Linked DNA regions of Homo sapiens: region 1 is linked to region 2. A link is an interaction called in ENCODE POLR2A ChIA-PET data of the cell type or tissue named here. Cell type or tissue: Caco-2. All regions are shown on one strand. Region 1 overlaps PDCD6 (programmed cell death 6). Region 2 has its middle 10 kb from the start of PLEKHG4B.

Region 1 (4,000 bases), 190 kb before region 2:
CTGCTTGCCCCATCTCTTTCTTTTTTTCATTTTCTTTCTTTCCTTTTGTTTTATTTGAGACAGGGTCTGGCTCTGTCACCCAGGCTGGAGTGCAATGGCACGATCTCGGTTTACTGCAACCTTCACCTCCTAGGCTGAAGCAATTCTCCCTCCTCAGCCTCCCCAGTGGCTGGGACTACAGATGCACGCCACCATACCCAGCTAAATTTTTTTTTTTTTTTTGGGAGAGACAGGATCTGCCATGTTGCCCAGGCTGGTCTCAAATTCCTGAGCTCAAGTAATCCTCCCACCTCAGCCTCCCAAAGTGCTGGGATTACAAGCATGAGCCACCGAGTCCAGCCTGCTTTATTTTTCTCTACAGTACTTGGAATCTTCTAATATACTAAGGACACGTGTATTTTCTTTCTGTCTTCCCTAGAACAGGAGCTTAATGTGGGCAGGTATTTTTGTTGATCTCATTTATCACCCTATCCCCAGTGCCTGGACAGGGTCTGGCACATGAATGGTGTGTTCTAAATAAATATTTTTAATAGATAAATAAATGAAATATCCTACAAGAGAAAGCTATATCTGGAACTCACCCACCAACAGAACCTAAAAGCCAAAGACCTTTAGCCTGTCTCTGCCTCTGAACACACCCAACCCCGGAGGAGCCAGCAGAGGAAAAAGAGGACAAAGGTGGGGAAGGGAGCAGGTGGTGCCCACCAAGTAAGGAACCCTGAGGCTTAGGCGGAACCTGAGCTGGAGAAGGGACTCATCTAGGAACTGGGTATGAGATTAAAGTTTAGATTTGTCTGGCCTGGATTTTGTTAACACCTAAACAAGGGTTATTCTATTCTTTTTTTTTTTTTTTTTTGAGATGGAGTCTCACTGCCCCCCAGGCTGGAGTGCAGTGGCGCTATCTCAGCTCACTGCAACCTCTGCCTCCCAGGTTCAAGTGATTCTCACGCCTCAGCCTCCCGAGTAGCTGGGATTATAGGCGCGCACCACCATTCCCGGCTAATTTTGTATTTTTAGTAGAGATAGGGTTTCACCATGTTGGCCCCCTGGCTCACGCCCGTAATCCCAGCACTTTGGGAGGCTGAGGTGGGCAGATCAAGAGGTCAGGAGATCAAGACCATCCTAGCTAACATGGTGAAACCCTGTCTGTACTAAAAATACAAAAAATTGCTGGGCGTGGTGGCTCACGCCTGTAATCCCAGCACTTTGGGAGGCTGAGGCGGGTGGATCATGAGGTCATAAGATCGAGACCATCCTGGCTGACACGGTGAAACCCCGTCTCTACTAAAAAGACAAAAAATTAGCCAGGCATGGTGGCGGGTGCCTGTAGTCCCAGCTACTCGGGAGGCTGAGGCAGGAGAATGGCATGAACCCAGGAGGCGGAGCTTGCAGTGAGCCAAGATAGTGCCACCGCACTCCAGCCTAGGCGACAGAGACTCTGCCTCAAAAAAAAAAAAAAAAAAAAAATACAAAAAATTAGCTGGGCGTGGTGGTGGGCACCTGTAGTCCCAGCTACTCAGGAGGCTGAGGCAGGAGAATCGCTTGAACCCCAGATGCGGAGGTTGTAGTGAGCCAAGAGCGTGCCACTGCACTCCAGCCTGGGCGATAGAGCAAGCCTCTGTCTCAAAAACACACATAAAAAAACCTTCAAACGAATGTAAGAATTATTATTTTTTAAAGTACAGCTTTAAAAATGCCCCTTACAAATACATCAGTGTTATATTAAGGCAAACCTACTTCAGAAGCACAAAGTTAATTTCTTATAATTCCAAGAAATATGTGAATGTTAAAAAAACCCCAAACACCCGAAAAGGGATCAAACTCAAGATAGTTTGGAACATTTTATTGCAAAAAGAAGGGCAGAGAACAGTCTTCTTCTTCATACCTGTTCACCACAGACCTCCCTGAGAGCAGTAATTTTTAGCAGCTCTCCTGTGCAAACAAGTCTCATGAAGGAATCAGTGTATGGGCCACAAATACCTTCTCAGTGTGGTTTCACCTAGAATACAAGCACTCAGAAGCACAAATTTAACTGAAGTGAGAAACCAGGCCATTTTGTAGCTTCAGTTTTTCTACCAGTAATATATTAATTTCTTGAAATAGCCTAATAATTTAGTTCTACTATCAAAACAGAAGCCCAATCTGGGAGCACAATTATTATAGAAATCAAACTAATTTCAATCATATTAGTATAGGAATTCATATTAGTATAGGCTGAGGCAGGAGGATCACTTGAGCCTAGGAGTTTGAGACCAGCCTGAGCAAGACAGTGAGACTCCATCTCTAATTTTTTTCTTAAAATAAAGAAATTCAGAGAGAAGAAGGAAGAGGATATGTGTTTATCCAAGGACAAATTTTGTGTGCCTGTACATACAACACAACTATGAACCTTCCTTCACGCAGCTCACAACCTAGTAGTGAGAGGGAACTATGAAAACGTGAGCCCCCACGATGAGGAAAAAGGTGCATATCAGAGAAAAGAAAAATGCTGCGATGATCCAATGGCAGGAGCAGCGCGCATCCACTTTCTTTGTTTTTTTGAGATGGGGTTTCGCTCTGTCTCCCAGGCTGGAGTGCCGTGGCTTGATCTCAGCTCAATGCAGCCTCAACCTCCCAGGCTCAAGTGATCTTCCCATCTCAGCCTCCCAAGTAGCTGGGAATACAGGCGTGCACCACTACACTCATTTACTTTTTGTAGAAACAGGGTCTCACAATGTTGCCAAGGCTGGCATCCTGAAGGGCGGGTGGGGCTTCATCCTACAGAGATGAAAGGCAGAAGAAGCTTAGAGCCCAAAGCAAAGGGGTGGAGGACAAGGGCATCTTCAGAACAGAGTGGCTCGGCTGAGACATCCAGTAGGATGCCACCAGGCAGAGGTGTGGTGGAAAAACACAGGGCCACGGTGAATGCTCACATGTGAGGAGCAAACCACCACAGAACACAACAGAAACACGGTGTACTAAATCAGGCTTCAAATCGCAGCCCTGCAACTTGAGAGCTACCACAGGTAACCCGGAAAGGGAGCACCGACAGCAATGCCCACTGCCTGAGGCTGTGAGATGGACCAGAAACCTGTGCTTACTAACAACCTGCCTTATTCCAGAAGGAATTCAGGAAACACAGAGACACTCACGGTACAGCAAAATAAAGTAAATGTGAATCATATTGGTTGAGAAGAAAGTGAAGAGTCTAAGACTATGTCATAAAGTTTACTTCTACTCTAAACTCTCATTACTGGTGAGCCACCAACCTGACTTTAAATTTTCTAGCAGCTAAATTGAAGAGGAAAATGTCATCAGGTAAACGTTTATAAGATGCAAACAAAACAGAACGGCCACCACAGTTTCTGAGAACACGCGCAGCTCCAGGAGAAATGGGGTGGCCATTTCCTGGGGCTGCCCCGCAGCAGGTGTGTGAGCCCGAAAGCCAGCGTCTCTCAGGGTGAACAGTGACTACGGGCTTCATGGGGCCACATGCCCCCAGCACAAGCTGAGGAAATCTCCCAGGGCAATTCAGGCAACAGGGTCTCACAGTGTCGCCCAGGCTGGTCTCAAACTCCTGGGCTCAAGGGATCCCCCTGCCTCGGCCTCCCAAAGTGTTGGGAGGTCAGGCGTGAGCCACTGCACCTGGCCCTGCACTCACATTAGAGAAGAGGGCTTTGCATCCTGAAGGGCGGTGGGGCTTCATCCCACAGAGATGAAAGGCAGAGGAAGCTCAGAGCCCAAGGTAAAGGGGGGCGCCTAAGAAAAGTGACTCCATTGGGACCACGGTGAGAGGGTCCCGATACACAGCTTGGGTTAAGCCACTGATTTCAAAGTATCTCAGGAATGGTGGACTCAGCACCCATCAGGCAATTCTCTCAAGCAGTCTCCTGGTAGATATTTAGTAGCAGCTGAAATCAAGATTATGTTCTGATAGACACTTGCTGATGGTTAAAGAGCTATATACACTTTGAGGACCAGCTGAACTGGGGCAGGACTAACTCCCTCTGGTGAAAATACA
Region 2 (4,000 bases):
CCCGACCACCCTGCCTCCCATCGAGGCTTCCCCGACCACCCGGCCTCCCATCGAGGCTTCCCTGACCACCCGGCCTCTCATCGAGGCTTCCCCGACCACCCGGCCTCCCATCGAGGCTTCCCCGACCACCCTGCCTCCCATCGAGCCTTCCCTGACCACCCGGCCTCTCATCGAGGCTTCCCCGACCACCCGGCCTCCCATCGAGGCTTCCCCGACCACCCTGCCTCCCATCGAGGCTTCCCCGACCACCCGGCCTCTCATCGAGGCTTCCCCGACCACCCGGCCTCTCATCGAGCCTTCCCTGACCACCCGGCCTCTCATCAAGGCTTCCCCGACCACCCGGCCTCCCATCGAGGCTTCCCCGACCACCCGGCCTCTCATCGAGCCTTCCCTGACCACCCGGCCTCTCATCAAGGCTTCCCCGACCACCCGGCCTCTCATCGAGGCTTCCCCGACCACCCGGCCTCTCATCGAGCCTTCCCCGACCACCCTGCCTCCCATCGAGCCTTCCCCGACCACCCGGCCTCCCATCGAGGCTTCCCCGACCACCCGGCCTCTCATCGAGGCTTCCCCGACCACCCGGCCTCTCATCGAGGCTTCCCTGACCACCCGGCCTCTCATCGAGCCTTCCCTGACCACCCGGCCTCTCATCGAGCCTTCCCCGACCACCCAGCCTTTCATCGAAGCTTCCCCGACCACCCTGCCTCTCATCGAGCCTTCCCCGACCACCCGGCCTCTCATCGAGGCTTCCCCGACCACCCGGCCTCTCATCGAGGCTTCCCCAACCACCTGGCCTCTCATGGAGGCTTCCCTGACCACCCTCCCTCTCATCAAGGCTTCCCTGACTACCTGGCCTCTCATCAAGGCTTCCCTGACCACCCTCCCTCTGATCGAGGCTTCCCTGACCACCCGGCCTCTCAACGAGGCTTCCCAGTAACATACCCTGTGAATCACTTATGCTGATACCCAGTTTATAGTTTCATGTTTAGCATCTCTCTCTCCCACTGGAATATTAGCCCCTAGAATGGTGCCCAGCACACAATGGACACCCAATAAAGATTTGTTGAATGAATGAATATATGATCTTAAAAAGTCTCCTGGTTCCAGAAATACTCATGAATTCATACAGTATTAGTTGCACACGGTTACTGAGAGACACTGTGCATTACTAAATAATTCATGTAACGCTTAAGAATGACACTTAGTATTCGGCAAATCCCCTCCAGCAACACCGGAGAGGGGAACTCACATGCAACGCACAAGGACCCTCCTTAACCTGGGCGAGGACCGGATCACTGACCGGCTTGTGCGAGGCAGCTCAAAGCCTCACTAAAGACAGACAGGAAAAGAGCCGCATCTGCTGAAGTTCTGCTTCCAGGCTTAACATGTTTTTCCTCAAACCATTGGCATTTCCAATTTAAACAAACATGAAAACTGCAAGAGCACTAAGATAAAAAAAAATTAAACATGTTAAAATAAAAGTTTCTAAGGTGAATTTCCCACCTCTTCTGAGATACACGTAGGAACAAACCCCTTGATCACTAGCCCCATAATCATGAAGCACGTGAATTGAAGATTTTTCCTCAGGCAAAAACAGTTAAAACTAGACAGTGCCAGCAAAAATCTACCTGTTCTTATCCTGCAGACCCATCACCCCTCCAGGGAGCTCAGTGGGAGCCTGGGGCACAGTCTGCTCATATTCATTTCATTATGCACAGGGTTGCAGCCCAGCACAAAGCAAGACGCAGACCCGCACAGGGAGGCAAACATTCCACCCTGCCCTGGAATGTGAGTTATTTCGGGGCAGCCTCTCTGCGGCTCCACACATCAAGCCGGCCAGTGACAGACGGGGAGGGTCAGACACTGCAGCGCACAACAACCCTGCACTCAGCCTGGCAGATGCTGTGTGGTTTGGGCTTCAACACACCTGAAAGACTCAAAAACCAGAAAGAGGCCCCGTAAGCCATCTCTCACTTCCACACACGTTTCCTCGCCATCCTAAAGTCCAAGCCACCAGCCCTGCCTTCAGTGGAGTGCAAGGGAAAGACGCACTGGATGGACATGAATGAAGGGCCATGCTCCCCGTTCTGCAGGTCAAGGAACTGGGAGACCAGCCTCACCCTGGGCACTGGCTGTTCCCTCTTGCCCCATCCAGCTCCGGCTCCCTGCAGAACTCAGCCAGAGCCTTCCCCAGGAAGCCTCCCCTGGGCTCTGTGACCAGGCACCTGCTGCAACAGGCTGTGGGTGGGGAGCACTTGTCACGGTGTAAGTGCATGTGAATACTGTGGTTGTCTGGGTAGCATCTGGCTTCTCCACTAGGGCTTAAGCTCCGGAGGGCAGGACGCTGCTGTGTCCGCAGTGCTGACAGTGCAGTCAGTGGAGGTGCAAACAGAGCTGCTTCACGGTGACCCATGACCAACACAGTGTGCAGCTGCGCTCAGCGGGGAAGCCAGTTGACCATCTTCTGAGAGAGCGAGCCATGGTCCAAGGGACCGGCTGGGGGTTAACGAGGTAAAAGGAGGCCCTGGTTGGGAAAGCTGCAGTGCCACGTCCCAGGTGGACAGCCAGCTGTGGTCAGCAGTGGCCCACGAAGCCCAGAATGAGGGGTAGGGGCTGCCCTACGTGTTACCCTGGTGCGGCCGCGGATGCAGGCCTGGGCACCTGCCACATTTGTTCTCGCATCTGTGCAGCTGGGCATGACCAGGTTTTTCCAGGAAGATGGGCTTGGCCAAGAGCAGAAAGGGGGGATAGGAAGGCATCTGAGAAGTGGGATGCAAGAAAGGGAGGCTGGAGGCGGGAGGTGCTAAGTCCTGAAAGAAAACAGAGTGGATGTGTAGGTCTCCGGGGGAAGAGCATGCCAACACCAAGGATCTGTGGGGTCTTCAGCACTCACCAAGACCCAGTGCCCCTCCTCCCTGGGCACACATATCAGTGGGAGCATGTGACAGGGAAAGATTGGACATGACATAAAACAAGGTCCCTGGAGAATACTGGGAACCTGCAGCTGCCTTCACACAGTGACAGAAACTTCACTGCAACACACTGGAGATGGGAGTCGGATACACAGGACACAGTGCCCCTCCTCCCTGGGCACACATATCAGTGGGAGCATGTGACAGGGAAAGATTGGACATGACATAAAACAAGGTCCCTGGAGAATACTGGGAACCTGCAGCTGCCTTCACACAGTGACAGAAACTTCACTGCAACACACTGGAGATGGGAGTCGGATACACAGGACACAGGGGCCCTCCTTGGGACCCATGAGCTGAGAACCCAGGAAAGGAATAGAAAGTAAAGCGTCCTGTATGTTCTTCCACAAGAACAAAACGGTTGTTAGTGGATTTGGGATGCCTCTACAGAGGTTCCCTAGTGGGCAAAGGTGGTGGGAGGCGAAAAATGGAGGAAGCAAAATGAGGCAAATGATGGGGAGGAAAGATGGATGAGGAATGGGGACAAGGGGCTGGATGGAGAAGAAAGGCAGACATATTGGAATTGACTTGCACATTGACCTGGCAGCTGTCACCACAGAAAGAAGCTCAATGGAGCATGAGGAGATCCACAGGACCCAGGTATGCCATCCCACAACACAGCCACGGTGTCATTTTGTTGTATGGACAAATGTGAATTATTTATCAAGTTGAAAAAAACCCTCCAGGAATAGAGCCACTGGGATGCAGGAGGTAAGGAAGGTCCACTGAATCCAGCGAATGTCCCCTCATACGCACTGCAGGAAGGGGTGAAAGCCCAGTGCCCCCCATATCCTATTAGAGAACGGGGTAAAAGCCCAGTGCCCCCCCATATCCTCTTAGAGAATGAGGTGATAGCCCAGTGTCCCCCATATCCTCTTAGAGAACGGGGTGAAAGCCCAGTGCCCCCCATATCCTCTTAGAGAATGGGGTGAAAGCCTAGTGCCCCCCATATCCTCTACTACAGGACGTGGTGGCCCAGTGTTCACTATTACAGGATGGGGTGGGGGAGCCCAGTGTTCACTTATTTT

The links. ChIA-PET counts read pairs that join two places held together with the same protein. Peaks named below come from ENCODE experiments on the same cell type or tissue, not always from the same donor. Only the 100,000 strongest peaks of a DNase experiment are listed, where the experiment ranks them.
Region 1: POLR2A ChIA-PET joins it to region 2 with 5 read pairs; 2 of 35 experiments call an interaction of 5 or more read pairs at or near these places.

Annotation. Positions count from the first base shown.
Region 1 is chr5:274,769-278,768 of GRCh38, reverse strand. All of the region lies in intron 2 of PDCD6 (programmed cell death 6), which reads right to left. The region is part of intron 2 of PDCD6-AHRR (PDCD6-AHRR readthrough (NMD candidate)); the gene reads right to left. Among named protein-coding and RNA genes, the nearest start is that of PDCD6-AHRR, 5.1 kb to the right of the region's middle. In Caco-2, no CTCF peak of the experiment used is centred here; no DNase peak of the experiment used is centred here.
Region 2 is chr5:80,087-84,086 of GRCh38, reverse strand. No RefSeq gene overlaps it. Among named protein-coding and RNA genes, the nearest start is that of PLEKHG4B, 10 kb to the left of the region's middle. RefSeq lists a silencer at 1,179-1,473. In Caco-2, no CTCF peak of the experiment used is centred here; DNase peaks (open chromatin) are centred at 1,756 and 2,304.